Regions from separate parts of the Mus musculus genome. Here all the other regions are linked to region 4. Evidence: chromatin loops called from intact Hi-C (ENCODE). Cell type or tissue: left cerebral cortex. All regions are shown on one strand. Each heading gives the region's core, and the rest is flanking DNA. Links, peaks and the distances in the headings are about the cores only.

What was found. Hi-C counts contacts between places; a loop is a spot of excess contacts. Peaks named below come from ENCODE experiments on the same cell type or tissue, not always from the same donor. Only the 100,000 strongest peaks of a DNase experiment are listed, where the experiment ranks them.
Region 1: it touches region 4 in a loop (2.3-fold over the local background); 5 of 42 quality-filtered maps call a loop at or near these places.
Region 2: a loop joins it to region 4, with 2.3 times the contacts of the local background. A loop is called at or near these places in 5 of 42 quality-filtered maps.
Region 3: a loop joins it to region 4, with 2.5 times the contacts of the local background. A loop is called at or near these places in 10 of 42 quality-filtered maps.

What each region holds. Positions count from the first base shown.
Region 1 is chr2:161,040,743-161,048,801 of GRCm38, forward strand. It overlaps Chd6 (chromodomain helicase DNA binding protein 6), which reads right to left. Exons shown (of 37, transcript NM_173368.3): 4 at 1,243-1,390. Among named protein-coding and RNA genes, the nearest start is that of Chd6, 64 kb to the right of the region's middle. In left cerebral cortex, for the core only: a CTCF peak has its summit at 2,337 (motif pointing left); DNase peaks (open chromatin) are centred at 3,954 and 4,630.
Region 2 is chr2:161,050,538-161,058,596 of GRCm38, forward strand. Chd6 (chromodomain helicase DNA binding protein 6) reads right to left here. Exons shown (of 37, transcript NM_173368.3): 3 at 1,851-2,368. Among named protein-coding and RNA genes, the nearest start is that of Chd6, 55 kb to the right of the region's middle. In left cerebral cortex, for the core only: no CTCF peak of the experiment used is centred there; a DNase peak (open chromatin) is centred at 3,445.
Region 3 is chr2:161,174,654-161,182,712 of GRCm38, forward strand. No RefSeq gene overlaps it. Among named protein-coding and RNA genes, the nearest start is that of Chd6, 70 kb to the left of the region's middle. In left cerebral cortex, for the core only: a CTCF peak has its summit at 3,315; DNase peaks (open chromatin) are centred at 3,014 and 3,234; H3K4me3 peaks cover 1,116 bases; H3K27ac peaks cover 947 bases.
Region 4 is chr2:161,104,868-161,112,926 of GRCm38, forward strand. It overlaps Chd6 (chromodomain helicase DNA binding protein 6), which reads right to left and starts at 4,219. Exons shown (of 37, transcript NM_173368.3): 1 at 4,122-4,219. In left cerebral cortex, for the core only: a CTCF peak has its summit at 4,568 (motif pointing right); DNase peaks (open chromatin) are centred at 2,577, 3,077, 3,626, 4,307 and 2 more places; H3K4me3 peaks cover 2,762 bases; H3K27ac peaks cover 2,302 bases.

The sequences.
Region 1 (8,059 bases), core at 2,070-7,069, 64 kb before region 4:
GGTAAACAAAACCTCAGTTGCTTTTTCTTCTAAAAGATTCTCTGTAGCATCTGTGTGCTGCTATCACTCACTCCCTCACCACCTCGCCTCTGCAATGTCTAATGCCATTTGAAGGGCTTGTCTTCTTTTTTAAGATTTACTTGTCTTATGTATGTGAGTGTTCTATCTGCATGTGCACCTGCACGCTAGAAGAGGGCACCAGTGAGCCACCATGTGGCTGTTGGAAACTCAGGACCTCTGGAAGCACAGCCAGTGCTCTGAACCGTTGAGCCATCTCTCCAGTCCCATTTGAGGGATTCTTAAAAAACAAACAAAACAAAAAACTCTTCCTCATTTCCACTTAGAAATCATTCTACAAACCATTAACTCTGCCAAATGCTGTCAGCTCAATATACTCGCTTTCCTGCCAGCACAGTCATCTGACAGCCACCAATTCTAGCTTACAGGCTATGTGGTGGCTTTTGCTATGACAGTAGACAAATGCTGATGTATGAAGACTGATGTTATTAAGCCAACGCCTGCCTAGAGCAAACATCAACGAGAAACTCAAGGGGACCTACCAGCGTGGTCTGATTCTGAATGGTGCCCCAGTTCAGATACCTGCTGTGGACATCAGAGGAAATAGCACTTTCAAATGTCCTAGAGAAGATACCTCAACTTAGAAAGAAAAATCACATATTGTTAGGAACTAAGTTAGATTGCCACTTTCTGTTTCTGTTTGGAAACTTCCCTTATTCTGGTGTGTGTGTGTGTGTGTGTGTGTGTGTGTGTGTGTGTGTGTGTGTGTGAATGTGTATGTATACATACATACACACACACACACACACACATATTTATATACACACACATACATATATATATACACACACATGCGTGCATATATATATGTATGTCTATATAAAATTTTTGTATGAGGATGTCTTGTATACCCTGGCCTAGCACTTAGAGCACTACATGGTAAAACAGGTCTCTGAACCTTACAATAGCCTGAATAACAAGTTCTTTCTTCACATCAACTGCCTCTGAAGACTATATGAAATACCCTACTTTAAGAGAGAGCAAATACACTAAGTTCTGGGAGCTTATTAATATATTATCAATGTATTATTAATGTATTATCAGACTGGAAAAGGCCTGTGTATGGCCTGTGTGCTCAGTCAGTAAGCAGACAGAGCAGTACTTGATGAACGTCCAGACTAGACCAGTCTATAACGTCCAGCAGGTCCCCAGCCACAGCTGTACCTGGCTGTCTGCAGACTCACTGGGCTCCTCAGGGCTCTGCAGAGATGGGTTTGGAAGACTGTGGTCCAGCTCTAAACTCTCCACGGTGGTTTCGTTTTTCCTTTTTCCTTTCTTCTTTCTCTCCACTGGGGTTGGTCCTTGCTCCCTGCTACAAGACATTCAGAATTAAAACTGTTGGGCAGTTTTGAAAACTCATTGTTTAGGCTATGAAATCATACCCTGGAATTCCAGGACCAATGTGGACTTGTGCCAGAAATGTGAAGAAACATGAAAAGAAATACCTGCACGGATTGAGGCAGAATCCACTTTATTCATTCCCCACAATGACTGCCATGGCTATGATTAATGTTACAGGGAAAAAATAGGAATTTCTCTAAAATCTCACTTTGAATTTAAGCCAAAGTCATAACTAGGAAGTTTGATTACTTCACTGACATTAAGAATCACCAAATTACAGCACCCCTCTAAGGAACATGGGAAGCTCGAGCACTGCAATCTGTCATCCTCGTCTTCTGAGCATGTTTTATATAAAAGGCCCAGAGTGAGTAGTAGGAACTCAAGACAAACACTGCCCTTGCCTTTGTGAGCATGGTGACGTCCCCTATAGCCACAGCCCAGGGCAGTATATACAAGATTCACTGGAGGTGGGCAGTATATGCTGCAAAAACCCACCAAGACCCTGACCTGTCTATATGATAAATTCTTTACATTTGACAAACACCTTGAAATACTTTAAGTACTGAAACTCTGCTATTTCGCCAAAGCCAGTGTTTTTAAGTATGATACCAAACTTAGAACTCATGTATCTCTCTTGTCCTTCCCAGATAATCTGATTAGTTTCTGTACTCCTGATTAATCTTATCCTTTATACATACAGCAAGCACTCAATTAATACTTAAGTCTTAAGAATTTTAAGGAATGGATAAGATAGCTACATTAATGGATGGATTATTTGCAGAGGCTGGAGAGATGGCTCAGCAGTTAAGAGCACTAAGGGCTCTTATTGAGGAGCCAGGCTTGGTTTCCAGCACCCATGTGGAGACTCACAACTATCTGTAACTCCAGTTCCGGGGGAGCTGACGCCCTCTGCTGGCCTCTAAAGGCACTGCATACACGTGGTGCACAGACAAGTACAGACAAAATGCTCTTATTAATAAATGTTTAAAAGATTTTTTTTGTAGTTGGGGAAAGTTTACTTGAGTAAAGGCATATATAGAATTCTGAAAAACATTACAAAGAAACACAGCCAAGGCTGGGCTATGATATTCTATTCCTTTCTTAACTGACTGGTCTGGAGATGACAGCTAGGATAACTTGGGAGTTTTTCCTTGAAAAAGAAATAATTTGGGACAGTGGGCACCTGCACCAATACCCCAACTCCCACGTACACAATAAAATAAATCTTAAAAATTATTTTGGAGAGGAGTGGGTAGGAACGTTAATGTCTTTTTATCTACATCATTAAGTCATGAGTCTAACCAGGGATGTGTAGAGAGTAATTGGAGACAAAAATCCTTGGAACTCTCAATTAAAGCTTTCATTTTGATTCTGAAAGCCAGAATATCCACAATTATCAGTTTTAAACTTAAGATAATTTAAATAGGGTCTGCATTGCTTGTAACCAAGAGTTCTGAATAATACAAAGTTCTAACACTCCCTGTTTAACAGCACTGGAGACTGAGCAAAGCAATCTTACTTCTATAATCCTACCTTTTTTAGCTTCTACCTAGAAAAAACTAACTTGTAGGACAGGGAAGGAAAAAGGAAGGCATAAGTTTGTGTGTGTGTGTGTGTGTGAAAATAACCTATTTTAGCAACAAAATGAAACTTGATTCTATAATAAAACATGTATCTACTGTAAGAACACACCCACTATGCATTTATAATATACAAGGAGTTACCAACATACAAATTATATCAAAGTCTAAACCTATCTCTCTAGTGTTCTACATGGCTTCATGAACTAAGATTTTTGGGAATCTTTACTTCCTGTAGTTTTTATTAGATGGCTTTCCAAATAGGCACAACCACAATATTAAATACTGGATAGACGGGATTTCTTAAACTGCTCCCCTAACCCCACCTGGGCTCCCAGGTGTTTTTGAGAAGCACATGTTAGAGTTAGTGCTGCTCTGGTGATGAACGGGTACATGATGTGTCACAGTGCCACACGATACAGGTCTTACATCACAGTGCCATACAATAAAGTTCTTATATCACAGTGCCACACAATTACAAGTCTTACATCACAGGGCCACACGATTACAGATCTTATATCACAGTGTCACACAATTACATGTCTAACATCACAGCACCACAATTACAGGTCTTACTACTCTGTGCCATCCATTTGAGGTACTGAAGAGTATATCTATCAAAGCACATTATTTCAAGTAGTTCCTCATCCCATTTAAAATATTAAAACCGTCCAGGCAGTGATGGTGCAGTGAAAACTGTTGCCTTAGCGGGCAAGAATGAGCTACAATCATTAAACCAAGGACAGCTCCTGACCCTGGTCACAGCATCCATTGACAAGCAGAAGTTACGGACTCCAGCACGGGACCATTATTCCACTGTAGAAACAGCTCCTAAGAATCTCAACCCAGCATCCCCCCAGGCTTTGATACTCCCACAAGTATGCTGCCAAAATACAGACACTACCCTGAAATGGCTCATTTGCACATTTCATTCAACTTTCATAGTACCCACATTTAATTCCATCTATAAATAGAGAACAGATTTGGCACAGAAAATAAGGACACTGGTTAAAAGGCACTTGTTTTGGGTACAGATGCAATCTGCTGTAGACAAAATCGAGCCAGATCTGTGCTGTCTTGGAGGCTTTAACTGTTAAATCTGCACCAATGAAACAAAGACCAGCATAAGTTGGAAATAATATAATCAAAACTGAACAGAATCACAAACGTCTAAGATGAAGATGCAGTGTTTTAACAATTAAAAGCAACTAAAAATAGAAAACTTAGTTTACAGAAGGGTTTCTCTTGTACAGCGAAGGCAGTTCTATGCACTGCATCCTGCTTCCGACAACAACCCAACTCAGACCTTTCACCAGTCAGTCACGCTTGACTGTTTAAGCAATAGCTCCTGAAATCTTGATAAGGAAATCACTAAATTCAGATCTTCATATAACTTAGCCTCTCGGTACTCAATGTATTTTGTTGTTGTTGAATTTTTAATTTGGGAACTGTTAAAAAGTGCCATGTTTTACTATGTAACTCGGGCTAGCCTGGCAATCCTCCTGCCTCAGCCTCCAAGGCCTAGAGTTACAGGCATAACCATAATGCCTAGATTCAGATGCTGATGCTTTAAATTTTCATAAACTGCTTTCTGAGAGTTCCTTATTCATATGTCACACGACAGTTGGTGCAGTGGTATTTAAGCTATCTCCAAAGTCTGTATTGTTACAGTCCTGGGGTTCCACGCTTTCTAGGAGAAACCAACACAGATGAGAAGGCAAAACTTTTAAAGTGTTACTAAGCTTACAAAAATCTGCTCTAGGTTGACAAAGCAAAACAAATTGGGAGAAAGGCTGAAGCAGAGAATGGGGGCTAAGCAAAACAACCACAACACCTCCTCTTTTTTAGCTTTTTATACTTAGCTAATGTTAAATACATAAATGTATGCCTGATCCCCACAGCCCACCATGATGAAATTTCATTTGGGAGTACAATTTTCAAAGGATAGTTAAAGAATCTGCTACACTTTTAGGACTACAATTTTCTTAGGGCTCCTCTTAAGAAATGATCTCTGGAATGTAGTCAGAGAATTCCTTTTCTTAAGACGCTATCCCAGCTTTCCCTAGACACAGCAAAATCTGAGAGCAGGAGAAAAAGGTGGACAGTCCTCTCCGTGGGCCAGCACACTGATTAATTTCTTGCTTTTCAAGGATAAAGAGAGACACTCGGAGGTGAGAACACACACTTTGCAAGCATGATGATCTGGCTTTGAAGCCCCAGAACTCACAGAGAAAGGCAGGCATGGCTGTGCATACCTTTAACTCCAGCATTTGGGGACAGAGAAAGGGGGCCTAAAAGGCCAGATAGAGTTCAGTGAGATAACCTCCACCTCAAGTCAACACGGCAGGGAATGATAAAGGAAGACATTTGTCATTCCACTCTAGTCTCCACGTATGTGTGCACAGGTATGTGTACTTGGGACACTCAAGGACATATACAACATGCACACACACACACACACACACACACAGAGAGAGAGAGAGAGAGAGAGAGAGAGAGAGAGAGAGAGAGAGAGAGAGAGAGAGAAATGAGTCATTCTGACATGCAAAATTTCAAAGCTAGGCTCTTGCCTTAACCAACAACAGATTCATATCCAAGTTTCTACTAGTAACCTCTAACTTGGTGTGATGGTTTCTATACTTGGGCCAGGAAGTGGCACTATTAAGTAGTGTGACCTTAATACCCTCATCCTAGCTGCCTGGAAGCCAGTATTCTACTAGCAGCCTTCAGATGAAGATGTAGAACTCTCAGCTCCTCCTGCACCATGCCTGCCTGGATGCTGCCATGTTCCCACCTTGATGAAAATGGACTAAACCTCTGAACCTGTAAGCCAGCCCCAATTAAATGTTGTCCTTATAAGAGTTGCCTTGGTCATGGTGTCTGTTCACAGCAGTAAAACCCAAACTAAGACAGAAGTTGGTACTGGGACTGGGGTATTGCTGTGATAGGCCTGACCATGCTTTTGTTTGGAAGAATGTGAATTTTGCAACTTTGGATTTGGAAAGCAGTTGAATGCTTTAAATGGTGCTTAATGGAAATCTCAGAAGAGACTTTGAAATTTGGACTTTTAACTTTGTTGAGACTGCTATAGACTATGGGGGACTAAGTTGGACTAAAATGTATTTTGCATTATGGAATGTTTAGGTATGGTCCCCATAGACTCATGTATTTGAACAAGCCTATGGGGGCCAGGAAGTGGCACTATTAAGTGGTGTGGCCTTGTTGAAGTAGGTGTGTCACTATGGGCGTGGGTTTAATACCTTAGTTCTAGCTGCCTAGAAGCCAGTCTTCCACTAGCAGCCTTCAGATAAAGATGTAGAACTCTCAGCTCCTCCTGCACCATGCCTGCCTGGATGCTGCCATGTTCACACGTTGAAGATAATGGACTGAACCTCTGAACCTGTAAGCCAGCCCCAGTTAAATGTTGTCCTTATAAGAGTTGCCTTGGTCATGGTGTTTGTTCACAGCAGTAAAACCCCAACTAAGACACTGAGTCTTAAAGCCTGGTCTCTTGTTCAGGAGCAGACAATCTAAAGAGCTACACACAAAGTCTTCAGGTACTCACTTCCTTTGTATTGAGTAGGAATCCCAGAAAACTAGAACACTGGACAAGTTGTGCTTTACAGAAAGAAGCAGACATCTTCAAGAGGAAGTCTCTTAGGAAAAAGAAAGTTCACAGGCACATGAAGATAAATGTAAGATGCAAAAGCTGCCATTAAGAACAGCAGCACCTATTATACCATGAACTGTTCTCTAAAGAAACCTTTCTCAATTGCTAAAATCTGGCTTCCCCCAAGGAACTGGAGATCTCTCATCAATTTCATGATTCCACAGGATCCAACAGCTTTTTTCATATGTGTTTACATATGTATAGCACTGTGTGTAAAATTGTACACACATACCTGTTATGTTTCCTTACAAAAGTAATCTTAATCCTCCTTGGGATAAAAGTACAATAATAATAATATTATTATTAATAATAATAATATAAGCAAGTTATAGTAAATGAAATTTTAAGTTCAGAGTCAATGACAAAGCCAAACAACTTCTTGGAGGGATTTGTCTTGCTTAGGCTTTATATCCTTAAGGGGGTCAACAAAACACTCAAAACAATCTGGAGAAAGGAGGAAAATATTGTTTAAAGACAGCTTTCCCTACTCTGGAGTTTTGGATTCTTATCCTGAAAGCTCTAAATATAAATCACTATTAATATCAACCTTTAAAAAGGTTGGTAGATACTGCAGTCACTATTTAGCTCCAGGACACACTCAATTGTTGCTTTCTGCCTCTCAAAGCAAATGAAATCATTAAAAAAAAAGAGTTGGAATCATTTTATTCCGTCAAAGAAGACCACTGAGTATGCAAGGTCTGTGGAAAAGGGGCTAATTCCTACAAATTTTTTTGATAAGGGATCTTCTACTTTCCTTTTTGACCTTAGTCATGGAAACCTGAAGATCTGAGAATGAGGTGCATCAGTCTGTTGTCCTGGACAACTCACTTATCTTTTATTATTATTTCTTAAACATTTTATTTTTTAAATTATGTGTATGGTCTGTGCATTTGAGCACAAGTGCCCAAGGATGAAAGAAGAGGCTCCATATCCCCTGGAGCCTGACTTACAAGCAGCTGTGAACTGTCTGACATGGATGCTAGGAACGGACCCAGCATCCCCTGAAAGTATAGAGTATGAGCTTTTAACCTCTGACCTATCTCTTTATTTCAGAACTATCTTTAATTATAAAGCAGAAACACCACCAAATATTAACGAGTTCATAGGTATCCTATATAAATCTTATTTTGATGGAGAAGTGTTCTTGAATATGATTAAATTCAGTATGTAGAATACTGTGCTTGTGTCTTACAAATTTCTTGGTGATCAGCCCCAAGGGAATAAAGGACATAAAGAGATGGTGGCCCTGATCTCAGGCTTTTAACTTTCACTGAGGAGACAAGCAAACCATACTTATACCAAAACCAAAGCTAGCCACTGAGAGGGCCTGCTACAGAGTCAATATGCAAGACAAAAAATTGGGGAGGCCTGAGTTTACAATGTATACTGG
Region 2 (8,059 bases), core at 687-5,686, 55 kb before region 4:
CTAAAATAGAATTTATAATTTATGTTTACATATTATTAACTTGTTTGATATCTTATATAATGTCAATATGAACTTTAAGGAGCAGTCATAAAAATGTCAATATAAGAGCCCACCAGAATATGGGTGAATTTAGGTAAGTACTCTGTGTCCTCCAAGTCAGAGGACAGTTTTCCAAGTCACCCCAATTCTCAAACACTCGCAAGTCACTGTGGTTTTCTGTTAAGACTAAAATAAGTAACTCTACTAATCTGACTTTCCTTCTTCAAACATTCCTTTACCTTTAAAAAAAAAAAAAAAAAAAGTAAGCTCCCCAAAACAACATACAAGGGAAATGATTGGCAGAAGCAAAAATTACCATACCATCCTAACTATGTATTGGCGATCAGAGTATCCTTCCAATGTTAAATGAGAACTAAAGCCTCTAAGATTTTCATTAGTCTGGATACCGATTTTACCTGCCCTTCTAAGGTGGACAGTATTTTATAGCTACTCTGTCAGCTCTTGGATAGATAAAAATGAAATCCCGGGGGGAGTGAATATTATATATATAATACAATATTTAAGCTTAGATTAAGAATTACCCGTCGGGTCCTGACAAACTGTCCTTCCGAAGAGGAAACCAGTCACAAAGCAAACTTGAAGTTGCACTTAAAATCCTTTCTAAAACATACCTCCGTGTTCTGACCCGAGACAGACAGATAAGTGACAGCCTCATTATGCGTGTTCTCAGCATTCACATCAACCCCTAAGACTTCATGGTCTGACAGGAAAGAGAGACAGACACCTTGCCTCTATATTCACACTTCAGAAACTTGAGTTCTTTGAGTTAAGGCATATACATTCTTTTTTAATTTTTTTCAGAAAGTCTAAATACAACGCTATGCAGAAGTAACTGTATACAGACAGCAAATATTAACTCCTGTGTGAGGAGTGCGGCTGCTGCACGTTCTCTCCTGCTATGCACTATATGGTGAGTCTATGCCTAGGCCTCTGACCTACACAAGTCATATGGTCTTCTCTGGCCTCATTTATTCAGCACTGCTTCAGCAGCTATGAAGAGTTATGGACTGTGCCAGACACTGAACTAGAAAATTAGATCAGAAATGGCCTTGCAATACAGTGTAGAGCCTGGGAGGAAACTCGTGTGTAGAGTTCTGTCTGCTCGTACCACTGACTCCTGGGGCTGTGTCCTCTGCTTCTGTGCCACTGCTGTCTACGTGTCCTTGCTTTCTGATCCAGGGTGTCCTATGCAATACACTTTAGACAAGTTAACATTTAAACTCTGTTGTTGCTGTAGTTTATTTCATTTGTTTTTTTGGAGACAGGGTTTCTATGTGTAGCCATGACTGTCATGTAACTCACTCTGTAACCAGGCTGGCTTCAAACTCAACAGATCAGCTTCCCAAGTGCTGGGACTAAAGACATGTGTCACTACTGCCTGGCTTAAATTCTTTTAAATACAAACTGAATACAAAGAAATTACATGGCCAGGAAGTAAAATAGGGTTCATTTTTGGTTGACTGCTAACAGGACATAAAGAACACAAACACACCATATGAAGAATGCTAAATATTAGGAACATAGACTAAAAAGGACCACTGGAATCTGAAGAAGGTTAGCAATTCTTGGAATTTCCTAAAAGCAAAGTGTTTTTGAAGTGTGATTTTGGAAATCAGAATTAGAAAATAATTAGAAATTAGATAATACCACCTGCCATCAATGCCAGAAGTTATGTAAATAAGGTATACAGCTTGGGCCAGCACAGGTATAGTCAAGTCAGGCCTAGGGGTTGGGTTAATGGCAAAGGCAAACAGCCCCATGAAGGCAAGGGCAAGGAGGAAAGCACACACCTGGCCTTCTTGGACTTTGTCCTGGATCCATAATCAGTGCAGCTTCTCTTCTCTTTACCTTCCTTGGTACCGGAGGCCTCCCGGTGCTTCCGGGGCTTCTTGACACCGTCTTTCTGCTTTGTCTCCTTGGGCTCCTTGGCTCTCTTCGGCTCCTTGGCCCTTCTGGGTTCTTTTGGCTCTTTAGGTTCTCGCTTCCTCTTTGGCTTAGGCTCTCTGTCCTTGCTTCCCTTTGTCCCCTCTTGCTCCCCTGGCTCCTTTTTCTTCCGTTTCTTCTTTACTCCAGTACCTCTGCCTCCACTATCCTCCATCCCATTATGGGATGTCAATTTCCTAGAAAAAAGGGTGTCAGCTTCCTCTTCAGTAGTATAGAGGTTCTTATGGGGCAGACAATGATTGGCAGCTTCTTCAATGTTCTCTCCCTGATCAGGACTGCAATCGAATGGTGACGGAGATTTGTAGTCAAAGTTAACAGAGGCATCCGACATTGGGGAGTGATTCAAAGCTCTTAACTTGGACAACTGTGAAAGAGAAAGCAAGCACATTACTCTCTCACTGCTCCACACAAAGTGTGCGATTAGGTTTGAAGACATAGATTTAGTCAGTAAGAAGTGAGTATCTGAGTTGCTACTAAGTGTTAGTTCCAGTACACTAGGCCTTGGGATACAGTAGCAAGCAGGACACAGCCATCTGTGGCCTTATGCCGCAGGATCATGGTGCTGATAATATGTCACAAGTTAGCCCATGAGCCGGTAAGATGGCTTATTACAGGCAAAGATGTTCCTGTTCAATTTAGGATCCATGTTCAATCCCCAGAATACTTGTAAAGGTGAAAAGACTTTATAAAAGGTGAAAACCAATTGCCCTGCAACCTCTGCACACTCACCATGGCATGCACACCTACACAAACAGATCACACACACAAATTCTTATTTTAATACATAATTAGTATATAAAAATCAGGTCAGAGCACAACTTGTGGGAGTACGGATCCTGGGCACTGACTTGTCAGTGTTGGTAGTTTGCTTTTGACAATAAGTAAAACTAGGCCTGTTCAGCATGCTATTGAATGCTACTTGACTCAGTCCCAAATACCTCTGGCCACTTGCAAAAATCAAACTACCCAAATAGAAGGAAACTTTCCTGTGACAGATGCCAGAAGCGTGTCACAGGAGCTGAGGTAGCACCAGAAAGGGAACTTCAAAGCCATTTCTGAGTACAATCAAATATAAGCAGTCTCTCAGTGAACAATTCTAAGGAAACAATTCTTTAGAGGTAGACGTTTCATCTCATACTTTCAGTCTGGTAAGCCAAAAAGTACCTGCCATTTCATAAGCAAGATAAGTTGGCAATGGTTGGATAATAATGTGGGTGCTAGCTCCAGGGACACATTCATTCCTTAATCTAGAACAGAGAATGGCCCAGGGGAGCCCAGGAGAGCCAGCTTTCCAGGAAGATGGTAAAACTGCATTCTGGTCATAGTTTAGAAACAGCACCATTTGTGAGTGCTTGCTCTCCTATTAAAAGGCCTGGCAAGTTATAAACCACAAATACTTGCCCAGGTGGTGTGGCTTCCCTCCAGTGTGCTGGTTCCCCAAGCTGTACCCACACTTCCTGGCCCACGCTGGGAAAAAAACATTGTAAATTCGGCCTCATGTCACCCTGTCTGCTTTTTCTGGTGCCCTTTCTCAGTCTGAGGCTCACAGCATAGCACTTGAGATTACTGGGGGAAAACACCAAAGAAAGGAAAGGTTTTTCTTTTGGATCTTTACAGTAAGTGAAGTTCTGCTAATAAACTAACCTAAATCCTGTGGGCAACAGCTGCTCTTACAACACTCAGTGCTTTCAGAAAGGAAGGAATTATGCCATGTGCTTGTCCTGGGAGTATTAATGAAGTCCATGCCCTAGACACCTGGACCTTAGAGATCAAGTTTTCTTAGTGTGCAACAATGGGTAAACTAGGATTGTTAAGTATTCAACCCTAACAGAACATCTATATCACCTCCTGTGGGGCTTGGGAAAGAGCTCAGAAAAGGGAGTAGGAACAATTTAAGAGTTGAAGGATGGAGAAGAATAACACAAAACAACAATCTTCTGGACATGACACAGTTGCTGCACCCATGAATTCACAGCAGTGTTAGCTACCTGCCTGAATAAGCCCTACCCCTACCCCAGGAGCTGTAGGAAAACAGTTACTGATTGCTGGAGGGAAGGGGAGTCTTAAGTGGTACAGTCACTAGTGCGTTGCCTTTGTTCAAGTAAATAAATTCCTGTCTGTACTCATTCGGGCAATCCTAACCTAAAAGAAGAAAATAAAAACATAGTGAACATAGGAGGAGGACTTTAGAAGAAAATTTGATGGGATGGGGAAGGGATAAGAGAATAATGGAGAAGACTTTGATCAAAAATCATTATGTGTGAAAATAAAAAATATTTTTTAAGTGGAAGAAATTGAGAAGTAATTTGCTTATTAAAGAGGCTTTCAAGGCCTAAAAGACTAAATCCCACCAAGATAGCTTGTTCTAGGTCAGAGTGAGGCTGCCATGACGGGGTCTCTTTACTCACGCAGAAAACTTTTCAAAGATGGAGGTAGGCAGTAGCAGAGAGAATCAAATCCAGAGAAAATATCTACAGCAGCTGCTAATGTCCAGGGCACAAGGTCTTAACAGAAATACTAGGATGACATAAGGCACAGGGCCTGACCTCTAACCTCTACAACCATCTAACAAGGTCAGTGTGAAGGTGCCCAGTCTATAGAGGGAGAAGTGGAAGTGGAGATTGTAAGGAATGTGCCCTGACCATACAGCTAGTAAGTGGAGGACTGTGGATGTGAAATCTGACAAACACTGATGTGTATTTTCATGACTTCCCAGGGAGCCATAAGAGGTTATTAGGTCACCAGCCCAGCCAGGTGAGACTTGATTAAACATATTAAATATGAGTATATACACTGCTTTATTAAATATGAGTATATACACTGCTTTATTAAATATGAGTATATACACTGCTTTGGGAAAGGTCAGGTCGTCTTTACTAAGCTAAATATACACCTACCTGCAAAGTTTCACTACCAGGAATCATAGATAATTATTCAGGAACAACCCCCCCCCCCAACCCACCCCTACACACCCTAATTTTACAGATGAGAGATAAAACAACTTGCCAAGGCTAAGCTCCTCAAGCGACAGGGCTGGTGCTTTCCAAAGGGGGAAGAGCACAATTATTTGATGTTGAAAGGGGAAGTGGCAAGTATTAGTAAAATAATTTTTAATTTAAATGTTGGGGTTGTTAAGACAAGGAAGCATTTTTTGTTTTTGTTTTTTGAGACAGGGTTTCTCTGTGTAGCCCTGGCTGTCCTGGAACTCACTTTGTAGACCAGGCTGGCCTCCAACTCAGAAATCTGCCTGCCTCTGCCTCCCAGTGTTGGGATTAAAGGTGTGCGCCACCACGCCCGGTTTATGGAAGTATTTTTTATGTTAGGAACTTGGAAAAGATTCCTGAGCAGGAAAAAAAATTGACACAAAAACATTTCTTTTATGTACTTCTGAGACAGGAGAGACAAAAAGTCTGAGAACAAACTCCTATGTCAGTGTCTCCACTCTGAAATGGCTCTAACAGGAACAACTCTAGAGATGGTAGACCACAAGGGACCAACAATAATTTGCTTCATATTACCAACTTAAATAGGGGCAAAAGCCTAGGAACAAGGTACAAACAGAAACAGAAAGGGGCTGTTAAAAGAACATAAACCAAGTGGTGTTCCTTTGATTTAAGCTCATTAACCCATAATACTCCTCAAAAACAGTTAAATGAACTACATTCATCTTAATTAAAAAGGTTTAAAAACAAATGAAAAGATTACAGTCCAAGGCAATGGTTCTCAAATTAAGAAAAGTTCATTTAGTCCATTATCACAGGCAAAAGCCTAGGTTAAAAGAAAAATGTACACACAATGTATGGGTGTATGCATACTGAAGAGGAAGCTGATGACCTTTCCCTAGGACACTGATGTCCCATAATGGGATGGAGGATTGTGGAAGCAGAGGTACTGGAGTGAAGAAGAAATGGAAGAAAAACAGTCCAGGGCAGCAAGAAGGAACAAAGAGAAGCAAGAACACAGAAGCTAAGCCAAGGGACGAGGAGAGACCGGGAACTGAAGAGGGCCAACTTGGTCCGTTCTTGTCAGTGAATCCATCAACATTTCCCCTCCCTCTCAAGAGGCTCAGAAGTCTTCACCCTGGGGCTCGAGTGCCCTGCTCCACTCATGAAACTCACAGGCAACGAGTCAGCCTCCTTTTACTATTCAGGCCTTTACTCTGGGCTCAAGTGCATAGTTCAGATACAAAACCAATAGAATGATTGCATTGGGCATGCGTGGGGTAGGGAGTGTCCTGTAAAGTATATTAAAACGCAAAGAGAGAATGTGATGCTTGGAGGAAGGAGTTGGAGAAAGTCCATTTGAAATCCTTTTGGCTCATGAAGACAATGCTTTAAACTGCTAAACTGAAATGCAAACTAACTGAAGGTCTGTGGCACCAACCCTGCTCTGTCAGATGCTGCTGCCAAGTCTCACCATCAATTGTTCACTCGCTCACGCTATCAACTTGTTAGTCTTCCTCACTCACTATTTTCAACCAAGGGCTATCTATGATCCAGCAATCTGTTCTGGTGGTCAATGCCTTCCTAAAGACCTGAGCTCGCCTTCCTCTCTGAGAGGACACACTGTGCTAGGAACATGGCAGCAAGCTAAATCCACTATACTTATTCTAGTTCACCCTTTGCCAGCACAAAAACTGAGCACTCCACTCCAGGCCTCCCTTTTGTCCCTTACTCCTAGGTCCTTCCAGAACTTGCCTATGCTTCCATGTGGAGTTCTTTGACACAACTTGGCTGAGCTCTTAAGTTCTTTGGTGGGGCTGACTATCACCTGTGTCTCTATTCAATACCAGACCACTACCCTGCCACCCACATTGTAAAGTCCTGCTCTCCTGCGTCATGTGCCATTCTCTACCCTAACCCTTCTGTAAGCAGACTACACACTTCTTTAGAAGACCATTTAAGTCACTGCAGCATCTGGCCTGAAGTAGAACTTACATACTTCTTGCAGAAATGTGGAAAACTCAGCAATATTTGTTTACTGAATAAGTCATGTCCACATTCATTCAAGGAAGAAAACATGGTTTAAGGGTCTCAAGGTCTGCGATTCCTAATTGCTCTTCCTGATCATCACCTTTGTATTTTCTCAAGGATGGAAAATGTCAGCTATGTCTGCTAAGTATTTGTTCACGGAAGCAAAGCTCTCCCAAAGTCACCAAGTCTATATTATTTCCCGATTATAGCTCCAAGTTTTAGTATTACTTTTTTTTTTTTTTAGGTTTTTTTTTTTTTTTTTTTTTTTTTTTTTTTTTTTTTGAGACAGGGTTTCTCTGTGTAGTCCTAGATGTCCTAGAGCTCACTCTGTAAACCAGGCTGGCCTCGAACTCAGAAATCCGCCTGCCTCTGCCTCCCAAGTGCTGGGATTAAAGGCACGCGCCACCACTGCCCGGTAGTATTACATTTTTAAACTGGATTAATTGATCTAGATTACTAAAGTACTTACTATTTGTATATCAAATTTCATGTCTGTCATATTTTATACCTCTTAGTATCAAACAAGGAGATTAAAAAAAGAATCAGCATAGGTCTGTTTTCAGTGAGGTAAGGCTGTGTCCCCTTAAGTTATTTTCAACTCTAAAAAGCTGGGCTCTTGTAATTACAACTTACACCTTGTTTTGCTAGCTAATTTTTGCCTGCCTACTACTGTTTGGTAATCTTAGTCATTAAACTCTACACACTTCTTAGAGGCAGTTTAGTTATTTTCATCAACATAGTTAAAAAGACTCTAAGAGATTCCTTTTCACAGTTTTTTTTTTTTTTCCAAGATTTCCTTTGGCAACACAAAGTCAACGTTTAAAGCCTTTGTTACTGGCATGCCACCTATTATGCCCTTTCTGGTTAATAAGAAGCATGATTATTTATTGCTAAATTTTTATTAACTTGTAAAAAAAAATCTATCATCTCATTTTAATTTTCCTTGATAAAATTTCGAACAATTTAAAGATCAGAATGGATTTATCTTCATAGAAGTAGAAAAATAAACTAGACGGAATGAGTTGTTTTTTGTTTTGTTTTGTTTTTTTAAAAAGAATGGATGTTTTTAAAACAGATTTTCC
Region 3 (8,059 bases), core at 1,251-6,250, 69 kb after region 4:
TTGTACTCAGAGACCTGCCTGCCTCTGCTTAAGTGCTGGGATTGAAAGAGAGTGTCATATGCCTGGCTACATCTTGTATTCTTACTGTTCAGGAATGTGGAAGTGAAGGAAAGAGGAAAGAGGAACTGGAAAATAGAGTATAGGAGATATCTATATATCTATATATCATTACACTCACAGTTGACCTTTTAAACTAAACATTATAACTACTCAAGGAAAAGTCAATACTATAAAGCAAATATAAAGTTTGAGCAAAGGAGTAAAATGTACCCTACTCCTTTGAAAATTCCGTTTTTAGATGCTTTATTTTTGTACTATTCAAAATATGGTGCTCAGACAAGTGTGGGTTGATGAATTGGACTGCCATGAACTAAATATAAAATTGAGCCTGAGTGTTTTGGAACTTGCACTCCAATTCTAGAGTGATTTTTAAATTTAGGTTGGGTCTACTAATTTAAACGTGGGGCTATATATATAATATTTTTCTAGAAATATTTATTTTGGTTTTCAAAAATGTTTGTATGTAATGAATTGATACAACTTAAAAAAAAATCAACTGATTGTGTACAAATAGCTTGAGGTGCTGTCTTCAGGTTTTATTGGTGAAGAGACACCATGATCATGGCAACTCTTATACAGGAAAATATTTAATGGGGGCTTGCTTACAGTTTTAGTCCTTCGTCATCATGGAGAGAAGGATAGCAGCATGCAGGCAGTCTTAGTGCTGGAGAAGGAGCTGAGAGTCCTATATTTTGGGCCCAACTTGAGCATATGAAAGCATGTCTCCACAGTGACACACTTCCTTCAACAAGGCCACACCTCCTCCAATAAAGCTGTACCTATTTAAATAAGGCCACACCTCCTAATGCTGCCTTATGGACCTATGGGGGCTATTATTATTCAAACCACCACAAGTCCATTATTCTATTTTATTCAAAATTGATGTCTATGTGATTTACTTTTCTATGATGTATAGATTTCCTTATTCTTTGGGAATGTTGAGCTCAACTACTAAAATATTAATTTTGTGTGGGATTCCAAAATTGTTCTGGTTTGTTCCGGATATTGCCTTGTATATATAAAGATCTGGCTATTCTCTGCATGCGTTTCCCCCAGAGACCTGTGTAAATGTAGTTGTAATTTCCTGTTCTTGAACAACTTGCCTTTAAATTTAGAATCAGATGGTACAGCTACATGTAGAGGGGCAATAAATTAGAATGCATTCAGAGCAACGCCTCTTGTGATTAACTACTAACTCACCACTTTATTCTGCTTTCTTAATTATATAAAATATCACATGATGTAGGAAAGTGATATAGAAATGCTTAAAGACATTTGAGAGTCTTTAAATATTTTCTCTTTGTATGATAAGCAGGCTTCATGCTTCAGGGGAATGCGAGTTACACATTAATAAAACATCATCATCGTATGAACAAAAGGAAGCTAATCTTGTCTCCAGTGCTTGGCAGCATACTTCCTGAGAAGTTTCAGGCTGTGTAGTCACCATCATTGCTTTATAGCCTGTATGACTGCGGTGGCCCAGTCTGCTTGGGAGTCAGGCACTACAGAGGTGGTGCAGTCGGGGATTCTAATATGCTTGAGACTATCAGTTGGGATGTCTTTTTAGGCTCAAGGAAGAAAAGAAACTTCTTTTTAAACATTAAAATTTGAAGTTGGATTACGTATTGATACACCTGCCACTAATCAAGGGAATTTGGGGAGGGGGGCTAAAATCCTTTAATTTTATAAAAATCTGGGGGGAAAAAAACCATTGCTCATGCTTGGCTTTTCATCAGAAACAACCATTCTCTATCATCACGCTTTGGAAGAGGCCTCACCCCTCCTCCCCATCCCCCAAACTCATCTGTTTCAATGTATCATTCGGGAGTCGGCTGCTTTTCTCTCCGTTTCTTGTTTCTCTATGTATGTTGTGTTTCTTTTAAACTTTAATATTTTTTCTCATCTCACCCAGTTTCCAGTCTAGTTTTACTTTGTTCTGTCTTTCCTTCCCGTGCCTTTAGAGGACAAATGTGAAGTGTAAGATGTGATGGAAGTCAGCAAAGACAGGGTTTCCACAGCCTGTGTTACTATGGTTCTCAGCAGCCGCTCTCTCCGTTCACATTTACCTTCCTTCCATCACAGTGACCACCAACAGATGCATGAAGTAAGGTTTTTAAAAATCTCTCCAACCTGGTTGGTTTAGCACAGTATCTTATTGTGTCCTGGTTTACATTTTCCTGGTGATAAAATGGTCACTTCATTTCTTCTTCTGTGACTTATCCTTTACTTAATTTCCCCCTCAGTTTTAATTACTGATTTATAACTTATTTACCTGCCCACTGTACTCTGGGACATTGGTTTCAGTGTTATCAACATGTTAGATTAGGTACTGCACTTTCTGCACGAGGAAAACCTAGCCTACTCAAGTCAGGTTATTGTACTACTAGGTGTTTGGCGTTCCAAAAAGGTATTGAGGTATGCACGGATTCCTAAGATCTAGGCAGACTAAGGGGCAAAATCCAAGAGGAAACTGATAAATGTAATGGATTTAGGCCTTTCACTTTTGTGAAGTCAGTCACACACAGTCATGGGTAAGACTAAATGGTAAAGTGAGAACAGGTAGTGGAAAAGTTCCCGAAGACAAGGCGATCTGGTAGACCATTAATGGCTTCTTCACTAACGTTATAAAGCAATTAGAGCGTCTCCATAGCTGCTACATAGGCAGCAGCTGTTAAAACAGCACGAGGAGGTCCTATAGAGTCTGTAAATTATGGAGAGTCGGGACTAGAGAGACTATGCAAATGCGGAATGGCCGAGGAGCTGAGGAGGCCGATCTAGAAGTCCAGTCTAGGCACTGGTGGATGCCACTTGCTCTGAGCCCAGGATCTACTTACACTCACAGTCAGGTAACAGCAGACGGCGGAGATCATGTGATTCAACCTAACCCACCTCTGTTTTTAAAAGCGCATTCCCCGGATTCCTAGAAATCGTTTTGAAAACTACATTTCCCAGAAGAGCTTGCGGCTTTTAGTTCCTCTAGAGGCGAGCAGTGCGTGGTTTCCTCAGAGCCTTTAGGAGCATGATAGACTGTGAAGAAGAGTAAACTGTTTTTTATTAAAACATCTCACTTTTAAGCAGGGGAAACAAGCTGGAGCCTTTGCTCAGAACCAATTTGCCTCGAGGCCCCCTGGGAAATGTAGTAACTAACGTTGGCTTGTAGTTCTGTTGCGCCCTGGTCTTTTTGCTGCAGCAGGCAGAGGCAAGAATCACTGCAAAAGATTGGTGGTTGTCCACGCTGGTTCCTCCCTTCCGCCAGAAGGCGCTGTGGAAGAACATCTGCGGGTAGAGACAGGATGTCCCAGAGCAGGGGTTTTCCTTCTATCCATTAATCTTGAGCGTCCCCAGGCTTGGGTTTCTAGTAATCACCTTTTAGAGAGACTTACTAAGAAATAGAAAAACTGTGTAAAATGAGCAAATAATGGCCCTAAGTTACGCCCGCAACACTTGCTGTTCTTGGGAAGCGCTGTGCACATGAGATGGGGAGAAGTCATTTTAAAGTAAAGAATTGCAGTAGGCAGTAACTCCCGCTGTATTGGAGAGGTGGCTTGTCTTTCAGATAGGTATCCCTTGGGTGTTGTCCCCAGCCCCCCAGGCTTGGAAAACCTCCATTCTGCCAAGCTGCAGCCGTGTGGTTCTCAGTTTTCTGAGGGATGAATAAAGAGTTATTGGCCTGCCCAAGCTAGACAGAAGTACAGTTAGAACTCCGCACTCTCTGAACTAATCTGGCCTCATACCTGCCCAAGGAGCTATCTTTTCTCATTGTGTTGGCTGGCACATTGTTATTTTGAGCCTTGATTTTCCTAGCTGTACTGGCTCATTTATTAAGTACTTATTGAAAATGTAACCATGCTGTCAGGTATTGTGGCGGTGCCTGGGACAACGCTGAATGACCTCATCTACATGGAATTTACAGTCTAATGGAGAAGGCAGACACCACATAATATAAATAAGAAAAATTAAATATGATAAGAAAGAAGTAGGATGCTTTAGGAGAGAATAGTGGAAGACATGCATTAGGTTGAGATCAGAGAGGGAAATTACTTGATCTGAAACTTGAAGGCTGAGAGAATGGGAGGTTTTTATTTTTATCTTATTTTATAAAAAATATTTTAATGGCAGGGTTTCTCTGTGTAGCCTTGGCTATCCTGGAACTCACTCTGTTGATTAGGCTGACCTTGAACTCACAGAGATCCAATTGCCTCTGCCTCCCAGTGCTGGGATTAAAGGTGTGTACCAGCACACTGGGCTGAGAATGGAAATTCTTAAGTAGCCAACAAAGGAGTAGTCCAGGCAGAAGGAACACAAGTGCAACCTGAGCCAGCAAAGAGTTTGATGGTTTGCTGTGACTCACAGGAATCCATTGAGACTGGAGCAGTGAGTAGGCTAAGACTAGAATAAGCAGAAGCTGGCCTCCGTCTCTCCATCCTTGCCTGTTGATGGTTAATGCCTTCAGATGTGCCTGTGAGGGAGTTCCTAGATTGGTGTAACTGAGGTATAAAGATCCAGCCTTAATGTGGGCTGCACCATGGAGGTGACTGTGGTCCTGAGCCACGTAGAGAGGGAACATGAGGTGAACACCAGCATTCATCTTTGCTTCTTGACGGCAGATGCAACTCACACTCTTCATCTTGAACCTTCCCTGCCACCATGGACTGTACCCTCAAACTGTGAGCCCAAACCAACCTTTCCTTCTTCCTTAAGTCACCTTTTGTCAGGTATTTTGTTAGAGCGATGAAGAAGCAAACAACCTATTGCCTCTTCTAAACTAGACAGAGACATTCTCAACACTCACCATGACGGTTACAGTTTCAGTGTGGAGTATCCCCAGAGGGCTCGTCTGTTAAAGGCTTATTTCTCAGTTAATAGAATTTAAGGAAGGAGCTACATCCCCAGAGCTCTGACTAACCAGTGGTTTAATCCCTTGATTAAGAATACAACATTACCGAGACGTGGTTGAAACTGGCGGGTGAGTCTGATTTGAGACAGGTCCTCAGGGGCAAGTTCTTGGGAGTTATATCTCACCTCTGACTCTTCCTAGGCCTCTCTCTGCTCCTCAGACACTATGAGGCAAGCATCTCTGCTCCCTCATGTCTTTCTCCATGATGCTCTGCTTCACCCCAGGCCTGGAAGCATGGAGTCAGCTGACCGCAGCCGGAGCTTTCTTTTTTTTTTTTAAGATTTATTTATTTTATGCATATGAGTACACTGTAGCTGTCTTCAGACACCCCAGAAGAGGGCATCGGATCCCATTACAAATGGTTGTGAGCCACCATGTGGTTGCTGGGAATTGAACTCAGGACCTCTGGAAGAGCAGTCAGTGCTCTTAACCACTGAGCCATCTCTCCAGCCCCTCATCTTTTTCTTTTACATTGTTTCAAGTCTGTGTGAAACTTTGTAACAAAACATTGTCGAACACAATGATTTTACTGCTTCTTTAGAGACTCTTTGACCCTTACATATTTTATTTTAGATTCCTTGGCTTGTGCCTTTTAAATCACTGATGGGCAAGCCCTCCCCTCTCCTGCTTGCTATTCACACTTCAATTCAGTCGTTATGTCTTGGCTTAACTATCACCTCGCTGTGCCCTTCTCCCTGTAGGTTCTCAATTGACTTATCATCCTTCCACTATATAATTACTGGTTTGTACACTGATCTCTCCCACGAGGAGGCAACGGATGTCTCCTTTCAGGGATGTGTTTTCTGTCTCTGTGAGATGCAGAATATAAGCTAGACAGTTGGAATTTTTGCAACAAAAATCCATTGAGAGAAAGAGTGGAATAGTTAACCACATCTTTCACCTGGCCCTTGATGAGAGGGTGACTTGTGGTTTCTGTCCACAGCAGGTTAGAGATTGGTATCTTAAAGAGCAAGGAGGTGGGGTGGCCTCAGTGGTGTAGCTCAGTGGTAGATTGCTTAGGCATCTTGATAAGACCTGGCCTCCATTTTTCATGAACACAAAACAACAAAAGGAAGGCTGGAGCGATAGCTCAGTGGTTAAGAACACTGACTGCTCTTCCAGAGGTCCTGAGTTCAATATCCAGCAAGCACATGGTGGCTCACAACCATCCGTAATGGGATCTGATGCCTTCTTCTGGTGTGTCTGAAGACAGCTACAGTGTAATCATATAAAACAAATAAATGAATCATTAAAAAAAAAAAACAACAACAACAAAAAGAAAAGCAAAAGGGTGAAAACAGAAGAGTCACTTTCACCATGAGTCAGATACTGTCTCATCTTCTGTCTTATGTAATTCATCTAACAATTGTAGGGCTTAGCTCCTTTTTGCTGGATAGAAAGCTAGTATCTACTTGTGTACCCAAAGACTACCCAAATAGTAATTGGGAACATAGAACAGGACTCTAGGTCTATCCGGACAAGGGTTAAACCTTACAATGTTACCTGTGTTCCTCTTGCTCTCATTTGGACATTTTTTAGGCAGAACAGAAACCTGAAAGTTTAAAGACTGAATTTCAGATGCTGTCAGTCTTTGCTGTGTCCCTGGACATCACTCCTGGAACAATCATGTAGCACCTCTGTCACTTTCAGAAGAAATTCAGTGACTCAAATCGGTCTCTGTTTCTGTCCGTATGTGAAACACCCAGAATGTCTGATAGAACCTAAGAGGCGGCACGTCCTGGAAAGAACATTCTAGTGCTGTTTCATGAACCTCTGAGATGACTGACAAGTTCTGTCTCCGTGCTCTATGGCATGGGAAGATCTGAAAGCCCTACGTAAGACAGCATCTCTAACTCTTCAATAGTTTCTGACCTCCACGTGTTTCTAAGACATTTAACCAGAGAAATCAGACTTGTTGGCTAGGTCTTCAAAAGCCACCCCCACCCCCTCCCCTGCCCATCCTAGGTCCAAAGTATGGTCAGCTATAGTTTAAGCTGGGTGGAAGAACACACACACACACACACACACACACACACACACACGGAACGGAATGTATGTGGCTCAGGAGATGGCCAGTGCACATTTGTGACTGCGTCTCTACTATCCTACCTGGACCCTGGCCCAGAGCAATTGCTGGGTTAACCCGGCAGATGAATGAATTGATCTTTTCTGTCTCATAGGCTGAGGCCCTCCCATTTACTACAGTTGGCCTCTAGAGTCTCTCCTGCACACTTTGAACTGATGAGTCTCAGCCAGTCAGTGAAGCTTCATGAAACCGGGGCTCCGTAACCGGCTCTTCAATTTTGACATGTTGGGATTGCGTGTGAAGGGACAGCGGTGGAGCCAGTGAGTAACTCTTTGCTGTTTTATGGGATGATATGATTGATTTTGAAATTTTGTGTGTAAAATGAAAGCCCAAATGAACACCTGCTACTGATGATTAGGGGCAGCTGTGGGAGGAGGATTGGCTCAGGAGTCAGCCTGGACCTGACTGGCAGGTTGGATGACCTTGAGCAAGGCGCTCATTGCTTATAAATTCCTATTTTCTTGAGAGTAAAATGAAGACATTAGACTTCAGTACATGAAGTAGTTATTAACGTTTTAAAAAAATTTTAAAGACATTTTAAATTATTTAAATAATTTAAAATAAAATATTAATCATAGTTACCATTTAGCTGGTCATGCCCCCACAAACAAATCGCGTTAAACAACTGTTGTGATGTGCCATCCTCTGAAGAAAACAGCCACCTTATTTATCATATTGGCTGAGCCTGCTTGCATCAGATTGCCATAGCAGGGCTCGACAGTGCTGACGTTTCCTCATAGAAGGAGGGGAAGGGAGTGGGGTGGTCACTGGACTCTGTTTCCAACCGCTTCTCCCAGTTATGTTTTTGCCTCTGATTCTGCCCTAATTGCCCTTGGTCTTGCGTCTGCGGAGTTGCTGGGATTAAAGGAAGAGGACTTCATCCCTGCAGCTGTTGGGAGTCCTCACCCACGTGGAGTGCACATCCTCCAGTGCACTCTCAGCCCAGCCTTGTAGCCCTTTGCCTATTCTCTGTAAAGTAAACCCAGCACACTCATTGGCTCCCAGGAGGACTTGGA
Region 4 (8,059 bases), core at 1,570-6,569:
TCTCTGTATAGCCCTGGCTGTCCTGGAACTCACTTTGTAGACCAGGTTGGCCTCGAACTCAGAAATCCGCCTGCCTCTGCCTCCCAAGTGCTGGGGTTAAAGGCGTGCGCCACCACTGCCCGGCCATAAAATATTTTTTAATTAAGTCATTCATGATTACAGAGGGGAAAAACGTTCAAAGTTAAAAAAAAAAAAAAAACTTCCAAAAAGGAGTTTAAGTCATGTCATATGTGTCTTATATATTCTAAAGGTCCCAGAGTAGAGTAAGAATGGTAAAGGACATAAAGAGCACTGAGGGCACACAAACTCTACCACAAGCTATAGAAACCAACAAACAAGAGGTACTGCAAAGCATTTGTCTCTGGATTTTATCCAAACCATTTAGTTCAGGATGGGAACAGCAATGGACATTTTAAAATAACTCTATTTTACTACCTTCAGGACTTTTATGGAAGTAGCAGAATTTCTCATGAGAGTATCAACGCCTCCACAACACAAACAAAAGAAAAGAACATTCTGGCAGGGGAAGTGACTCCATTCTCCCTCTGCATGCCATGACTGCTGTGCACTAGACTCTTCTGAACTCCGAAGTGCACCTCGGGCGGGGAAGGCGGGCAAGCCGTGCCCTCGCTGTATGTCCCCCTTTCGGTGATAGATTCTTGAAATGGAAAAGCAAGCCTGATGCAGACTTAGAAAGGCATGGTTGTTGACCTCGCACCATACGACTAAAACAAGACGGTACACTCAAGCTTCTGAAGTCATCTTTGGATCCAAAGGAATTACTTTGGATCTGGGTTCAAATTCTACCCAGAGTTGGTGGCCTTGAACATGATACTTCATCCCAGTGAGCTGCTGCCCAGCTTCATGAAATGGTTAGAAAGCAAAGGCATTTACACCCATGGCCCCTGTCCTTAGCTGAGTGCTAGATGCACACCGGGTATCTCTCCAATCAGTGCTGGTTCTCTGCTGCTTGTCTCAAGTGTCTCACATTCCACTGCAAATAAAATATTCCTTAAGGAACAGACACCAAACCCTAACTATTACTTTATGTATTTTGGAGTCCGCAGTATAATAATCTGGTATAGGAAAATGCAGGCAACCCCAGGAAATCCACTGTAGCTTTTTACTCAAACTAAATCACAGCTTTTATGAGGGATGGAAGTAGAAGAAACATAAGTATTTATTAAGAACCAAACTATTGCAGGCTTTGCAATAAGCAGTACAACCACTGGGGAAAAGGGACTAAAGAAAGCAGTTTCTTCATTGGATGTGGATACCATCTCTGTCCTGTAGCAAAGGTATTTCTGCAGGGAGAGACTGAATCCAATAACCTATTCAAAGGGCACATGTAGACCCACTGGTCTTTCCCAACAGACTTCCCACATAAGTTGGAGGGCACATGCAATGACAGGACAGGACCCCGCTCCATGGTTTTAACACAAGAGAAAATGATCACAAACTCGGTTGGGATTAAGCCATGCTTCCAGAAAACCAAAAATATTTTTTAAATTTAAACCAAAGAATCTTCAAAATATAGTGGTCTCAGGACATACTGTTTCTGATTAACCTTCTGCGATATTCAGCTGGAAAAAAAAAATCACAAATTTAATGTGGTTCCTAAAGAGATACAGCCCTGCTAAATATTCTTTGCTATTTGAGACAGTTACAAGGAAAGTATACTGATAAATACAAAGAAATCTCCTGCAGATCTTCCTGAAATGGAAGGCCTAACTCTGGTTCTCTCACTCCACTTCTAACTGGTTTTTCAACTTCTAGCCTGAAGTCATATACTGAGAAGAGTCAGGGGCCTCCTATTACACCACTATAAAAATAATTATAAAGATACTTGAAAGTTGTGGTAGAAAGGGGGGAAAAGAAAAGAAAACAAAAAATAAAGATCGTGACTCCAGAGAAACTGCAACATCGGAGACCACAAAACCAATGTCATTTCACCAAGACAGACTACATACACACACAAAAAAAAAACCACTTCAAACTACTTACTATAAGCAGAGATTCCCAAACAACAGAGTGAGGGTAGGGATATGTACAGGTTAGCTTTTTGTGTGTGCTTGGGTAAGTGCGCCTGTGCACATGGAGGCCAAATGTCAAATGTTTCTTCCTCAATCTTACTACCACATTTTTTGAGACAAGGTCTCTCACTCTAGAGTTTGCCAATTCAGCTAGGTTGGCTGGCTGGCCCACAAGCCCCAGAGATGACAGGAGTTAGCCATAATGCCTGATTTTTTAATGTGGATGCTAGAGATACAAACTTGAGTCTTAATGCTAACATGGCAAACACTTTACCACACAGGCCATCTTCCTAGTCTTTGGGTTAGTTTAAATACAAAACATTAATAATCCATCTATGAAATCTTGGGACAGAAGGAACTCCAAATTAAGTCACACCGCTTCACATTTTCCCAGGCCCTTGGTTAAAGGGATGGATACACCCCTTATGTGAAACCACCTGCTCTGGTTGGCATAAACCAGGCTACATGACAACTCATGCCTAATCATTTTATCATACACACATCTCAAATCCTTCTGTTGCCAGAGAACCACAAAGTTCACAAAAAACTCTCTCAGAGGCTGCCAACCTGATCTTCCAACTTGGCTTCCAACTAAACTACTGTGCTACCCACAGTGAATGAGACAGACCCGCTCACTCCCTTACAATAAGTCAAGCACTCAGAGCTCTGAAAGAAAGCATGGTGTCTGTCCAGACTTTTCCAAAAGCACCATAAGCAGATCCCCATGGAGTATGCCAATATGAGGGCCTACTGGCATGGTATTCTTATATACCATTTGGGAAATAATCAAATCCTAGGCAAAATATTTCAGACACTCTTGAAAACTGTCAATATTTAAAATATCTATTTTCTCTGTTCATGGATCTGTTACAGCAGAAATGAACAGTTTCTTGAGGGGTGGCAAAAAAGGCACAAACAAGCCCCGGAGAAAGATGCTCAGAGATGCCAGAGACTCTCTAGAAACCTTGGCCAGATTACTAATGGTCTATAAAGCCTAATTTGGAGAACACGGGCCTACGAGCTCAAAATTGAATTATACTGCCTTATTAGATCCCACACTCGTGAAACCACAGTCATATTAGTCATAACTGAAACTAGGAATACTCTATGTACACAAATATAAAGTGCATGCTTATGCATTTTTAATTGGATCAAATAAAACTGAAGCTGCAAACAAACTCACATTTCAATTATCTCACTAGTGCGGGGATTTCCTAATAACCTCGTTTTAAAACCCAAGGAGCTGCCAACCCCTCTCCACATCTGACAGGCATGGTCCCTGGAAATTTTAGGAAGGACATTCCTCCGTTACTTCTCAACAGAGAAGAGAAATAAATACCCTGAAGGAAACAGATTTTTTTCTTTTTTTTTTTTTCATATTCCCTCTCTCTAATTTCTTTGCAAGCTCTAACATGCAATCTAATAACGCACCAAACTTGGCAGCGGGGTAGCTTGGTGGCTTGGAGTCTTGAGGGCTCAAATTTTCGGGGGCGAGTGCGCGTTAGTGCGTGAGGAGCCGGCCGGAGGGGCGCGCGACCCGGGGACGCGCCGGGGCCCCCGCCCCCTCCCGGAGCAGCAGCCTGGCACCGGCCCACCCTCCTCCACCCCTGCAAACAGACGCAGGACGCGGAGCGGAGCAACTTCTCCGCGGGGGCGGTAGCGGCTGGCGGGCGCGGGGGTGGCCCTCACGCGCCGTGGGCCGCCGGGGTCCCCTGGGAAGCCTTGGCAGGCCCCGCCCCGCCGCAAAGGCCCGCGCTTGGGGTCTGAAGCAGGACCCCAAGCCTGGGCGCGTGGCCCCGCAGTGGCGCTCTCCCAAGGACGGAGGGCGGGCGGCCAGAGCGCGCGGCAGCCGGGAGGGGCGGACGCCAAACCCCTCGCCTCAGGCCTCGGGGCCCTCGGCCTGGCCGAACGCCCGCGGCCGCGCTCGGACCCCTGCCCGGCCGGGCCTCGCGCCGCCGCGGCCCCTCAGCCCCGCTCCATTCATAGGGCAGCCCCATCCCGGCCAGCGGGGCGGAGACAGGGTCCCCGCGGGCAAGCCCAGCTTGTCGGGGCCAGGCAGGAAAATAAAAAGTTAAGAGAAGAACTTACCTAAAATGGCTCCTGCAGCAGCCAAAATACAAACAGCTATTATTTGGTGAAGTTTAGCTCAGACACCCTGCAAGGACACCCTAACCCAGCTTGGGCCCGCCTTCCCTGCCGCGCTATTGGGTTTCGCCTGCCCAAAACACAGGTTCATTGGTCGTGTGGGCTGCCGATCAGACAGAAGCCCGTTTCAAGCTTGCTTGCAGGAGCGAGTGATGGGCTTGCTCCATTGTGCTCGTATTTGCATGGATGTGATCGCAGCGGTGATTGGTCGATGTCGGAGCCGCTCCGCCTCCCAGCCTAGATCTCCCCGCCTTGCAGACAGCGCAGCTCCCGGCCCGCCCCCCCGGAATGAAGCGGCCGGGCCGCGGGGGCGGGGCGGGGCTGGGGTCCCGCAGGCGGAGGGGGCGGGGCGGGGTGCTGCGCTCTGTTTTGCAAGCAGGGGGCGAGGACCTGGGCGCTGGCCCGCGGCTGGGGCTCAACCTGCAGGTGGAGGTCTCGCAGGTAGTGGGCAAGCAAGCTGGAAAACCCGGGATTGGCTCTCCGGAGGTGGGAGAAGATGTACTGGGGTCCCACGACGTGAGCGCCCCGCCGGCGCCCAGATCCTGCAACGCGCACTCGAGGAGAGGTGAAGGTCCCAACGGACAGGAAAAAGAAGATGCTGAGAGGCCGAGGGAAGCGAGGAGCCGGGTCGTCAGTCTCCAGCTGCTTATACTGCAGATCCGCCTGGCTCCCTAGCATACTAGGAACGTCTTCCCAGGGCCCTGCACACCCCGGGAGTTTTCCAGCCCTGAGGATCCTGCAGCGCATTGGATATGCTTCAGTAACATCAGGAGTGGAACCATGGTGTGTTTATTTTCGGGCCTATCTCCACTACCATCCTTGTAGCATCCTCAAGGACAGGGCCTAGCATATGACAGAGATTCAACCAATTGTTGTCTTCCGTAATTCGTTTTTTAGCAGCTAATTTTTAAGTGCCCACTAAATACCTGACATTGATCTGAGACGGAGGATGTAGCGGTCAATAGGACAAAGCCCTTGCACTCACCGAACAGGCAAAGGAAAAGCAATAAATAAAATAAATAAATGAACACAGAGGCAGGTAGTGATAAATGCCATAAAGAAAACAGATGGCGGGAGGAAGGACATCAGACCAGAGATGGGGGAGGAACAATTAGGGCAAGGAGGAATTTAGAGCCTATCCTGCCTAGCTAAATATTCCTCATAGCATCCTCCCTACTCTGGGACCTGGTGATCACTTTTCCTCTTCACTCCTGCCTGTCCCATCTGGAGTGTTTCCCCAGTGAATACTTAAATAAAAGAAGAAGAAAAAAAAGTCCAAAACTGGCTGGACTCTGACTTTAAAAGCTCACTTTATCTTAATTAAAGCAGGAATGATCTGAGTCTGATGACTCCAAGAGCAGTTTGTCAGAATTGTTTAGGATGAGGGTGGTATGAGTGTGTCAAGGGTAATCACAATGTTAACAGAGCCTTCCTGTACTCCCTAAGAGAATATGTTTAGCTTCTTAGAAGTCCTGGTTGTCTTATGTCTTTCAGCCAATGGCCCTAATTCTCTTCTGGGTCCTGCTTCTTGTACTAGCTAGTTTTATGCCAACTTGACACAAACTAGAGTCATCAGAGGAGGGAGCCTTGATCAGACTATAGGTAAGCCAGTAGGGCATATTTTTAAATGATTCATGGGGGAGGGCCCAGCCCATTGTGGGCAGTGCCACTCCTAGGCTGGTGGTCCTGGGATCTATAAGAAAACAAGCTGACCAAGTCATAAGGAGCAAGCTAGTAAGCAGCACCCGTCCATGGCCTCTCTATCAGCCCCTGCCTTCTGATTCCTACCCCTTGTGAGTTCCTGCCCTCTCTGCTTTTGGTGAGAAGTGTTACATGGGGCTGTGAGAAACAAAACCCTTTCCTCCTCAAGTTGCTTTTGATCATGGTGTTTCATCACAGTAACAGTAATCCTAGCTAAGGCACTTCTTCATTTCTTGGACTACCCCAGTAATTTGTCTAGTTTGAAAGTGCACATCACATAGCTGTCTCACCTGCCACCTTTTTCCATTTGTTTCAAGGATGGCCACAATGTGTCACAGCCCAAACTTTCTCCTCTTTCCATCTTTCCTTAGCTATTAAGTATCAGCTATGTCTGTAGGTATTGTTTTTATAGATACAAAGATAGAGTATTAAGGCAGACAGCATCCTGGTTCAAAGGGAGGCTTGCAGTCTGGAGACAAGACAGAGAGAAGTACATCCCAAGAATCGCCAATCCTGCCAAGCTGGTAGCTAACTGTCCTTGCTCTGGCCTCTTAAGAGATAGCTTACTTACCTTCCTATCCAGTTTCTGCAACAACTAATGGACCAGAAAGCTGGTAGTCAGACCCAGTCAGCCCAAATACCAGGATCAAGGGTTCTAGAGCTTTCAACAGTACTCAAGGGGGCTGACATCTATGAATTTATTCTGTCCGGGATGAGGCTGAGGAAATAAAAATTGGGCAGAGGAAGAAGCACCATTAAGCAGAGGCATAGAGACTAGAGAGATTGTTGGGGAAGGGCAGGAGCTGGACAGAACGGAAAGGTAGACTTGCCTTGCCTTGCCATTCTCAGAGGCAAGTCAATAGCATAAGACACAAAGACACAATGTGGGGTGGTCAGACAGGGAATCAATAGGAGTCCAGGATGGCTTCACAACCAAATAGAATAGAATGTGTGGGAGCAAAGGAAGTGCCTGAGGCTACATTCAGAAGACAAGATACTGCAGGCCCAGCCATGAAAGAATAGGTCTGCAGAATTGAGAAGCCGACTCTTCAGCACTTTGAAAGCAGCTAGGGCCCTACAGGGCAGCACTCTGGGAAGAGGCAGCAGCTAAGCTGCATTTTGCTGAGTTCTGCCCAGAAGCAGAGGTTGGTTTTGTGCTACAGGAATGAGGTGTGAGTGTAAGGTAGGGATGAAAAGCAAATTCAGAATGACTTTTAGTTTGGCCTGCTCTAAGTGTGGTGGATAGTTTCTGCTCTGAGATTATTCTCTAAGAAGCCATGTAACATGAGTCTCGGCATTGCCTGTGTCGTAGGGAAAGAAAGGAAGTTGACTCACCAGCTCTTCTTTCATTGGGCAGGGATTCACATCAGTTAGTCATGGCTACATCCCAAGCAAGCTTCTGTGGTGTTCCCAAACGCGGTGTCAACAGGGACCCTGGAAGGAGGGCCATGAGCCAAAGCGCTATCAGGGGCCACATGTGTGAAGTCAGATGGCCCACACCCAGAGCCACTTGCCACTGCAGCTGCAAGAAGAGTCAGTTGATACCATGAGGCTATGAAGGCCTAATACAAAGGTGAGAAAAGAAATATAAGAATGCCTGTACCATATAGTAATACATCCATACCCATGGTGTCCCAGGAGAGAAAAAAAATGTTACAACTCAAAACAGTAGCCTCAGAAAGACTTCCTGCACTTCCAGAACTTTCTGATGATAACTCTATAAGGAGGAGGTGGAAGATATTTGGCTGTGTTCTCCTGCCTCCATTCTGTTTCCTCCATTAGAACATGAGCTTCTTCATTGTTCTTGTCTCAAAATCTATGGAAGAGATAAAGAGGCTTTTTTTCACCAGGCCATTTCATTTTACCCTGAAAACTTACAGCAAAATTACTCCGAGTAGGCCCATCCAACTGACCTCTTGAAAAAATGAATCTTGGTAGAAATAAGATTTGTGTCACTTGTGGGCATCCCCTAAACACTCCTGTTGGTCCCCCAAGCTCACTTCCTTCCTTCATCTGCTGGTCCTAAGCATAATTATCCAGAAGAGAATTGGGAAATGGCAATAGCATGGGCCCAGGTTTCCGACTGACTGCAAAGAGCAGAACCCCTGTGCACCTGCACTGGACAATGCTGTGTACAAGAAATAAGTTCACACTGTCAAGCGACTGACGTATGCAGGCTG